Regions from separate parts of the Homo sapiens genome. Here region 1 is linked to region 2. A link is a loop called in an ENCODE intact Hi-C map of the cell type or tissue named here. Cell type or tissue: MCF 10A. All regions are shown on one strand.

Region 1 (5,000 bases), 560 kb before region 2:
TTCTGTTAGACATGTTTATACTTCAGTCATAAGAAATGTGAATTTCTGCTTCATTATTGTTCACTAAGAAAGACATCCAAAATTGGCCACCATAGTAAATATAAGAGGCCTTGAAATGCACACATTGTTGTGAATTTTAAGCACAACGTATTTTACTGATAGGCAGAATTAGGGAGATGACTATTTAAACTAATAGATATTTTAATTGATAATAGAATTATATACATAGATAGCACCTAATAGATTTATTGGCAAGCCTTTCATACCTACCCAATACTTGTCTATATCTAGTCTTTAGGTTTTACATACATGGGGGAAAAAAAGTTCATCTAACTTTTTGCAAAAACATATTATCATGGAAATTTAAACTTAAAAATCTTGACTGGGTCCAGTTGCTCAGGCCTAAAATTCTAGCACTTTGAGAGGCCAAGGCAGTAGGCTCACTTGAGGTTAGGAGTTCAACATTAGCCTGAGCAACATAGGGAGATCTCATCTCTACAAAATATATATATATATATTTTATTAAAATATATATATATATATTTTATTAAAATATATATATATATATTTTAATTATCTGGGCATGATGGTGCATACCTGTAGTTCTAGCTGCTTGAGAAGCTAAAGCGAGAGAATTGCTTGAGTCCAGGAGTTCGAGGTTACAGTGAGCTATGATGGCACTACACTCCAGAGTAGGTGACAGAGAAAGACTCTGTCTCAAAAAAGAAAAAAAATGTGTCAAGCCATGCAAGCAGACACCACTAAAACTAGCTAACAGAACATGTGATAGTCAATGAGATGGGCATCACAATAAAAATGATTTATGTGGTTTATTAGACATCTTGAGAAATAGACAATGTATGTTAAATTTGAGGAGGGTATGAAACTACCTCTCATTATAGATGTTGTTTATATAGATGTCAGTCTAGTATGGCTATGAGTTAATAATGCTGCATCTTATCGAGAATTGCTTTCAATAATCGCATTTTTACTAATCACATTCATTGGCAGTTAGGTATGTTACTTATTCATTCATTCTGTCACTCAGTAAAAGCTATACTTCAGACAAATATGTACCTACAACTGTGCTAACTGTAGTACATAAAACACCTGTCGTGCCTGCTTTCAACAACTTTCCACCTAGTAAGGTGAATATAAAAGCAATAATTTATCCAAAAGATCAGGCAATTACAGGTGTGACAAGTGCTGCAAAAAAAAAAAAAAAAAAAAAAAAAAAAAGTTGCTAAGAAGGTATCAATAGGTGACAGAAAAAATATAAGGAAGTTCTAGAAATCCTCCATGGTAATTGGCATTCAAACTAATTAACTGAGACTCTGAAGAAAACAGGATTTAGCCAATTGAGGAATGAAGGGAAGGAAACACTGCAGAAGGAGCAACACAGTGCAATGGCGAGTGAGATGTGGGCAGGGTTGAGGGAGACTCGAAACGTCACCCTCACCTAGGGTTTGAGCAGCGCCTGCCAGGAGAGATGGTCAAATCAATCAGACGTGGAAGGGCCTTTCCTAGTTTTCCTTTCTCTCTCCCCTCATCCCTGCTCCCTTTGATCCTTTCCCATATGAACTTTTGTCTCAAGTTTTGCTTTTGGAGGAAACATAGATTTTAAAGTTATCTCATTAAGATTTCAATAAAATTTGGGAAAGTATATTCACAGGCACAAGCATTAAGCATAGATAATTTCCAAGCATTCATATTTAAAATGTGTCCTTTCTATCATTTAAATGACTTTTTCCAGTGTGCATGCCAGTAGTAACAAAAATAATAAAATCATAAAAATACGTGAAGAATTTTAATTCCATTGATGTTGAAATACAGCTTTGAGGTATTACAAGAGATGGGGACATTACTTTAACGCATATATCATCTGCATTACCAAGAAATAATTTGGACTAACATTGTCTGTATATGCAAGTAAAGTAAGTAGACCAGACTCTTGAATGAGGAAAATCCAAACCAGACCAATGCTCACCTGCTATCCTAGCCAAGATTGGTTAGGTTTTTGCAGTGAGCCCTATCTTATAATGCTCTAATATTATTAAACTTCATTTTCATATCCTTTTAGTAACGCCCTTAAGCTTTGCAAAGTCAATTAGAGAATGTCCATTAGCTGAAAAATATATTTTTAATTACATGATTAAATAAGTTCACACACTAGAGATAATGGTGCAAAATTTTTTTGTGCATTGTCTCTTGACATCTATATCTCTCTTAAATGGTATTAGGCAGAACCTCTTTCTCTGTCATAACTCCTCTTCCTCCCAGTCTCTCTCCAAGCTGTTTCCCTAGATCTTGTATCCCACTGTTCTACAACAATGAAGACTATCTCATAGTTCTGCCCTCAGCTACTGGACTAGGCTTTCAGTATAAAGATTGCATCAGTTTTCCCTTGGATGAAGACTGGTGGTGTGACCAATCAGAGGATCTGCACATAGAAGGAGTGAAAGAGAAAAACAGCTTGCCTTGTTCAGCTTTGGAATGACAGATATGAAATACAGAGATACATTGCTTACTATATTGTCTGTCTTATTGCAACATTCTTTTTGTTATTCTAGCTTGTAATGACCCTTGTACTGGAGTATGAATGAATAAATACCCAACACATGGAAGAGAAAGGGGAGAAAGAAAATATGGTCCTATATAATTGCCTCCAAGTGGAATCCTTTGGATACTCACGAAAAAACATCAATTTCCTTAGAGAATATGGAGGCCCTGGAGATAATCCTTGATTTATCTAGATTGCCTTTAGAGGGCACAACCTGCTCATTTTAGGTTGATGAGATATTGGGTGCATCTCCTAGTGCCCTCAGTTAGGTATTGACATTTGCTCCTTCATTTCATAATTCAAAATTTACCTCTACCCTCAATACCATTTTTCATGCTTTATACAATTTTCCATGCTTTATACAATTTTCCATGCTTGACTTCTAGACATATCACCTAGTATTTCAGTGTCAGATGATGAGAACTGAAATTGAGTTCTGAGGAAGGTGGCTCATTTTTGTACAAGTAGAAGTTATCTTGTCACTGCTGAAGGTTCGAGAGCACCAGGTTCCTGCCCCTAAACAGTTCACTCACCCTCTTATTTACTATCTATATTTCACATATACATTTCTAGAAGGGAAGGCTAGCTTGCTTTTATGTCCCTGCTTGAGCACCATGGGATAACCTAGTTATGACTGTGCCCTGCAGATGGAAGTTCCAATGCCAGCCAGATATCCCAGAGTGAAATCACTGGGAGCTTGGCATAATCTGAAAAAATAACTCATATTTATTTAAATATATTTGAATCTAATTATCCAAATATATTTATCTTTAAAGTTGGTGCAACAAGGCCAATGTGTAAGAAATCTTTTAGAGAATTTTGTCCAATATATATGTCCTCCAGAACAAAGAGAAGAGGAGAGGAGATATGGAGGAAGCTATCTCGTTTACTATCATGCAGGCAGTTGCAGCCTAAAGTGCATGCAGAGATTAACGAGAGATAGATGGCTTTCACTGAGGGATACCTGAGAGATTCCGAACTCAGACACAGCAAGTATAGCAGAGATGGGGAGCCAGTCACAGTATGGAAAATGGAAGGGAGTATAGGCTAAAAGTCTCTAAAGGATTAATTGGCTCTCGCTGCACAAAACTGAGAGCATTCAAGTAGCCGATCTCACCTACTCCTATTCCATAGCCAGGAGTCAGTTTGGGATTATAGAATCTACGATGTTGAAATACAGAGACTCAGAGCTTTTAGTCACCAGATGATAGAAGTGAGACAGTTTAAAATGTGCATTAATTAATAATCTTTATAAAAAAGTATAGCCAAATCTTAAGCCCCCTGTTACTACACTGACCAGAAAACATCTAAAACAGACATATTGGGAAACCAGCTCATCTCTAGTTTAATCAATAGACTCTAAGTTAAAACAAAACAAAACCAAAACCAAAAAACTCAAGTCCAGAAAGAGGGCAAAGGAATTGTGGGGGTTATTTTTCATTGTTGTTGTTTTTAATTAGGGGGATTGTCTTCAACAACCTGATTATCTTTCCTTAATTTTGAGTGTGCAGATTGAGCAATATCCCTGTTTGTTGCTTGAGAGACACAATGTACTATTAACCATCTCCACTATCTCCATAAGTCTCTGTAGGTCAAATCCTCTTGGCTGCCACTTTGACCTTGCCACTCATTGCAATAATTGCCTCCACTGTTAAATGCTGAAACCTGGCTTCTATCGAGGAAAGGGGCGGGAGTGAGGCTTCAACCAACTTCCTTGCTTTTGTAGCCCAGGCTTTCAATGGCATTTTCTTCTGTCAGCCTGTCCTGGAGAGCAGAGCCACCACTGAACTTAATGATGCTAGTGCGCCTCTCAGAGCTAATGCATCAGCACTTTGAAAAATAATGTGTCCTTCAGGAGACATAGTGAAACATAGTTTTGGGGAGTTTTTACAACCTTCCATAACATATTACTTTAACACATACAGACCAACATGAACATCTCAATTATCTTCTTCCACAGTCTGTAATGCTAAATCAGGCATTTTTATCTTACTTAGTCTGGACTATGATTTTTCCATGCATCTCTGGGATATCCTAACAGTGTGTTTGAATAGTTTCTCAGGGTCCTTTCTGGGGTGTTAAATCCTGCATCTGGAGAGGGTCCTTTCGTGTTAATAAACTACCTTTTATCCCAAATCAAGTTAAATTTCTCTTTGTTTAGTTTTTTAGGACCGTAGTCCCTTTTCTCCTTCTGCAGATCCAGCACATCCCCAGATGAGTGACATTGTGACTTAACCCATTTATTGGCTGTGTGTGGGCAGATGTTGAGGGAGTGCATGTTATATTACAGATGAGAGACATCTGCATCATCTGCAGGTAATAGTAGAGCTCCAGCCATTAGCATAGAGAAGTGGGCTACTTCTGCAGGCTCACAGGGTTCAGGGAAGTGTGTGCGTTCAAGAATTTGATGCATCAACACCTGCATCGGTCTCCCATTCTT
Region 2 (5,000 bases):
ATTAGAATGCTGGCCTTTCATTGCTTGCTCTTCGCAGTGCTGTTACTACTTGAAAATACAGCTCCCTGATCATAACCTGCTGCAGATACATTTTTTCAAATACTCAGGATTGGCTGGCTGTTCACCTCACTTGTGTTGGAAAAGAAATGTCAGCCTTGTTACATACAGCCTCCCAAAGTTACTGCTAGCTTATCTAAATGAATTACATAATTCTCTGCTCCTTCCTTGCTGGGGAGGGCTTGTTCAACAGACTGCTGCCTTAAGACAATAAAGACTAATAAAGTAGTAGTCACGGAAGAGCACTCGGTCTAGTCCTGGGTGGGGAACCTGGTCGGGTTAGCTTTCTGCTCCCTCGCTTGCTTCGCCAGAGAGCCGGCCCAGGGTCGAGAACAAACAGCTACTGCTTTTCTGTTCCAGACCTGACAGACAAGCTCCACATGTCCCCTGCCTGTGTGTGCCATCCCGCCCGTCATGCTTTCTCATAGGATGGGGAGTGGGGGAAGCAATGCGTGCTCTGTGTGTGTGTGAGTGTGAGTGTGTGTACATGGAAACACACTCTCTTTTGCTCCTCTCCCCTAGGTTTTTCCTGTGCTCCAGAAGTTATCAAACAACGAAATGGGAAATGGGACATGTTCAGTCAAAATTCCTGTTGGCACGCTTACCCACCCACCTTTTTCATATTGCGTAACTAGGTGAATCGCCCGAAATTTACTCCATTCCTGACTCCCTACTACACACACATACACACACTCTCACTCTCTCTCTCTCTCTCATCAAAAAACCTTTCTACCAGTGATAAGAGACTGGCAAAAGAGAAAAGATATAAACAACCAAAACCAAGCAGATCCCAAACCGAAGTCAATTCTCTCTCTTTGGCCCAACATCAGACCTTAAAACATTCTTATCTCTCCAGTCTACCTGGGAACCAATGGCACACCCTATCAAGACACCTCCACCTCCTGTCCATTCCCAATCTCCTAACCCAGCCACGTTCCATCATTACTTTTCTAAAAGAAAGAGCTAAAGAGTTCCCTGATTAGAACTCCGATGATTAAAAGCTTCGGGTGTCTATCGGGGCGCAGCGCCACACTCGAAGCGCCCGGTACTGCGGAGCGCGGCTCGATTGCAGCCGAGAAGCGCGGAACCCGCAAGTGGGGGTGGGCTTGCGCGCTGGGGTCCGCGCCGAGGGCTACTCCCACCTCCGCCAGCTCCCAGCCCGACACCTGCCGCGGGACCCGTGCGACGCTGGGCGACGCGCCAAGCCCACCCTTCTCCGGCTCATCCCAGCCAGTTACTCCGCGAAAACTCCGGTGCGGCCAGAGCCAGCGCCTCCAGCCAGCTCAAGACACGTAAGGAAAATGAGCGGGTGTGGGATAGGCGAACTCGGGCGCCTTCCCAGTGCCTCGGCCTTTTAAAGAGAACCGGGGTAAAGGAAAACTTGGATCCCCATCCAGAAATTCCCCGGGAGCAGGTGGTGGGAAAGCCCGAACTCCGCGTAGGGTACCCTCTCCTTTCACCCGCGTCGTCCCCATACCCTTCGGCAGGAGCCCGCGAACGGTCCGGTGATTTGGAGCAACCTGCGACCTGCCTGCACTGGAGACCCCACCTTGGTCCCCCAGAGCCAGTTTCGGACACTCGCATCGTTTTTCTTCCCCTCTCATCCTTCACCTTGTCAATGAGAGATTTCGCAGAAGTCTCTGGAAAGGCATAAACTCGCAACTTACCCTCTTTGGAATTTGTCTTTTTCGCTCCTGCTTATTAAAGAAGGAAGGGTGGGAATGGAAGGGAGCAGAGTGGGGAAGATCCGCTGGTATTTCTCCTGCTCAGATCCTAAAGATTGATGAAGCTAGGAAGAGACGCCTCCTTAAAGCCGAACTCCACCTCATCCCGGATCACGTGACGGCGTCCCGCGAGTAGCGCCTGAAGCTCCCCCAACCCCACAAACACCTCACAAAGGTGCACACCTCGGGGAAGCATTGCCTAGGAATTTTGGAAAGAAAAGCAATCCAACAGAAGCCACACATTATTCGACACAGACCTCCCGCGCAGGGGAAAGGAAGCCCTAATCCCCACAGTCCTCGACTCCGGGGAAGGCAGGGCAGTTTCCCGAGGCTTGAAAAAGTCGGTGCCACTGTGCTTTTCTTTGTTTGCAGGTCAGTGCCATCTTGTGGCCGAAGTCATACCCGGCTGGAGAGCTCGAGCGCCAGCCCAAACCAGGAATCAAAGGGCTCGCTGGGAAACATGAAATTCGCCACAATAATGGCACTAATATTTTCTTTTGCTTTCTTTTGTGACGCTCAAATAACTCTCACGCCAGTGCCGAGAATTTGTTTTCCTCACTTTATAAGTGAACAAAGAGAAGACCTTTAAAAAGTCAAAGCAGTCAATCGGCCCTCCTTTCTTTGGCCCACTGAGAAAATGCATTAAGTCAGATTTGTTCCCAGCGCTTAGCTGCTTTTTAGTTTTTTTAGGGGAGAACCATGAGCTGAATATTTCCCTGGTGGTCGAAAAGCGTCAATGCAATTTTCTCGGTGATTAGTACTACAGTACTGAACATTATGAAGAAAAAAATAGAATGTACACCGAGTACGTTGAAGGCGGCCAAACCCATCATGGTGCCCGATGATTCAGGCCAATTACTGGCACACTGATCTTAGATGTTTTACCTGATTCTATTCTAGTTTCAAAAGTCAAAGTTGTAAACACACACATACACACACACACACACAAATTATGTAGACGATGAACTGATGCAAATGAGTAGAACTTCTTCCAAATAAAATTGTTAAAAATAAGAAGTCTTTCTAATAAAGATACAGGGCACTGCCCAGAGAATTTATAAAGATTTCATTAGAAAACAATTCTAATGGCAGTCTTTCTTCTAATTAAAATCAAAATAAAATTCCAAGACAAGTGGACTCATCTGAACTTTATACTGTTAAAAAACGTTTTCTTTTTCTGATTGTTAGGCTGAATAAACATATTTAAGGTTCAGTATAAGCTCATTTATATAGATAGTGATGAACACAATCTCTGGATGTTTTTCCAAGAAAGCTTTCCAAAATATGTGTCACTAGACATATTTTTATATAGTTGGAAAGGCATTGTAATTAAGAATTAAAATGTCATGATTATGTAATGATTGTACTATTAGTGTATAACAACAGATATAAGCATACATATAAAAATCTCTAATGGTTAAGCAGAGTAAAATGACAACAGATTCATTTATACACACACACACATATACACACACATACTTTTTTTTTTAACCAAGGCACAATAATTTTTACCAAGGCACAATTTAGGAATTTCAACTCTTTCAGGGAAGAATAACTAATATTCATTCAGGTTTCTATGCATCCTCTGTCTACTCTATTGCCTTAAGTCACATTCTGTTCTTAGAAGGAAGTTTTCCCCATGGTTTTGATCATCAAATTGGCTATCTTTAGCCTGCTATAAGAATTACAAATGAAGTAATTTAATTCTCTACTAAGAATATATTTTTATGTAGAAACTATTATTATGTCAGCAAATATTTTGGACTTGAGAATATAATTTGGACTCAGGTACTATGCTTTCTCTATTTCCCAAGAATACTAATAAAGGCATGTCTGCCAGAGTTCTGAACTATTATGGCCATTGTATTTTATCATTTTATTAACTCAATTTTTATGAAGTGTTCTCCCTAAGGAAAATTTGTGAAACTGCATTCTTGAGTTATTAATGTCAGATACCAATCTTTGAAAGATCATTGGTCTCAAGGACTCTTTTCTATGACAACTTTATGATACAAAGAGAAGTTCTGAAATACTCAACAGTGGCTGGGGGCGGTGGCTCACGCCTGTAATCCCAGCACTTTTGGAGGCCTAGGCAGGTGGATCATGAGGTCAGGAGTTCGAGACCAGGCTGGCCAACATAGTGAAACCCCGTCTCTACTAAAAATACAAAAATTAGCCAGGTGTGGTGGTGCGCATCTGTAATCCCAGCTACTCAGGAGGCTGAGGCAGGAGAACTGCTTGAACCCAAGAGGCAGAGGTTGCAGTGAGCCGAGATCGCACGACTGCACTCCAGCCTGGGCAACAGAGCAAGACTCTGTTTTGGAAAAAAAAAAAAAAAAAAAAAGAAATGCTCAACAGCAAAATTATATAATTCTTTAGGAATACCATTTACTAGGATTCTTTCCAATGTGAAAAATAGAGAAATTAGACATGGTCCAATGGCCAAACACAACATAAAATTCTCCAATAATGTAATCTTATAGAAGATTTAAAATATGCAAAGTAGTTTGAATTTCTTAGAAAATACTTATTAAAGAGTTTCCTCATTCCAATTTTAAGATCATATATTTTTCTACTCTTCAGTGAATAATCAGCTGCCTACTTTCCTATCTGGGATTCAAACTAGATAAAACTTCATCTTTGCTAGGGAGAATTTTTTCTTTATTTCTGTGTATTTCTTTCTGTAGTTTCATAACAGCCTGACCTATAAACCAAGGGGAATTATGTTAATGACCTAATCTCATGCTCTCTTGAACAACAGTCTTGCTCTGTGATATAAACTGAGGGATAGGATCTACTCATTAAATTTCTGTAAATCTAAGTTTTGTATTCTAAACAATGGAACAAACTTATGGCCTGGCTCAGCCTTTAAATTCCATGATTCAGTAACTGCTTAAATAAAAGTGTGACAGTATGCTTGCTACTGGAATTGAAACACACTAATTACTAGTCTTCTGAGGAATTTCTGCTACAAGAGTTAAAGTTTCTGAAATGCTATCAGGCCTTGATACAGGTAAATTACCATGAATTGTCACTCAGAAGAAACTTAATAGGCATTAATACTACACGAGAAAACTGAAATGTATATGACATTGATAAGGGGGTAATTCCATGGGGGTAGAACTATGATGAAGCACGTCAGTGAATCAGTTCATATTCTATGAATTGATTTTGTGTCAGGATTTTCCTTCTTTCTGTGACTTACCTGCTGCATTTCTT

The links. A loop is a pair of places that touch in the nucleus more often than their neighbours do. Peaks named below come from ENCODE experiments on the same cell type or tissue, not always from the same donor. Only the 100,000 strongest peaks of a DNase experiment are listed, where the experiment ranks them.
Region 1: it touches region 2 in a loop (21-fold over the local background); 2 of 110 quality-filtered maps call a loop at or near these places.

The regions. Positions count from the first base shown.
Region 1 is chr4:162,768,521-162,773,520 of GRCh38, forward strand. No RefSeq gene overlaps it. Among named protein-coding and RNA genes, the nearest start is that of MIR4454, 320 kb to the right of the region's middle. In MCF 10A, a CTCF peak has its summit at 2,774 (motif pointing right); no DNase peak of the experiment used is centred here.
Region 2 is chr4:163,330,758-163,335,757 of GRCh38, forward strand. It overlaps NPY1R (neuropeptide Y receptor Y1), which reads right to left and starts at 1,839. Exons shown (of 3, transcript NM_000909.6): 1 at 1,725-1,839. In MCF 10A, a CTCF peak has its summit at 2,184 (motif pointing left); a DNase peak (open chromatin) is centred at 2,144.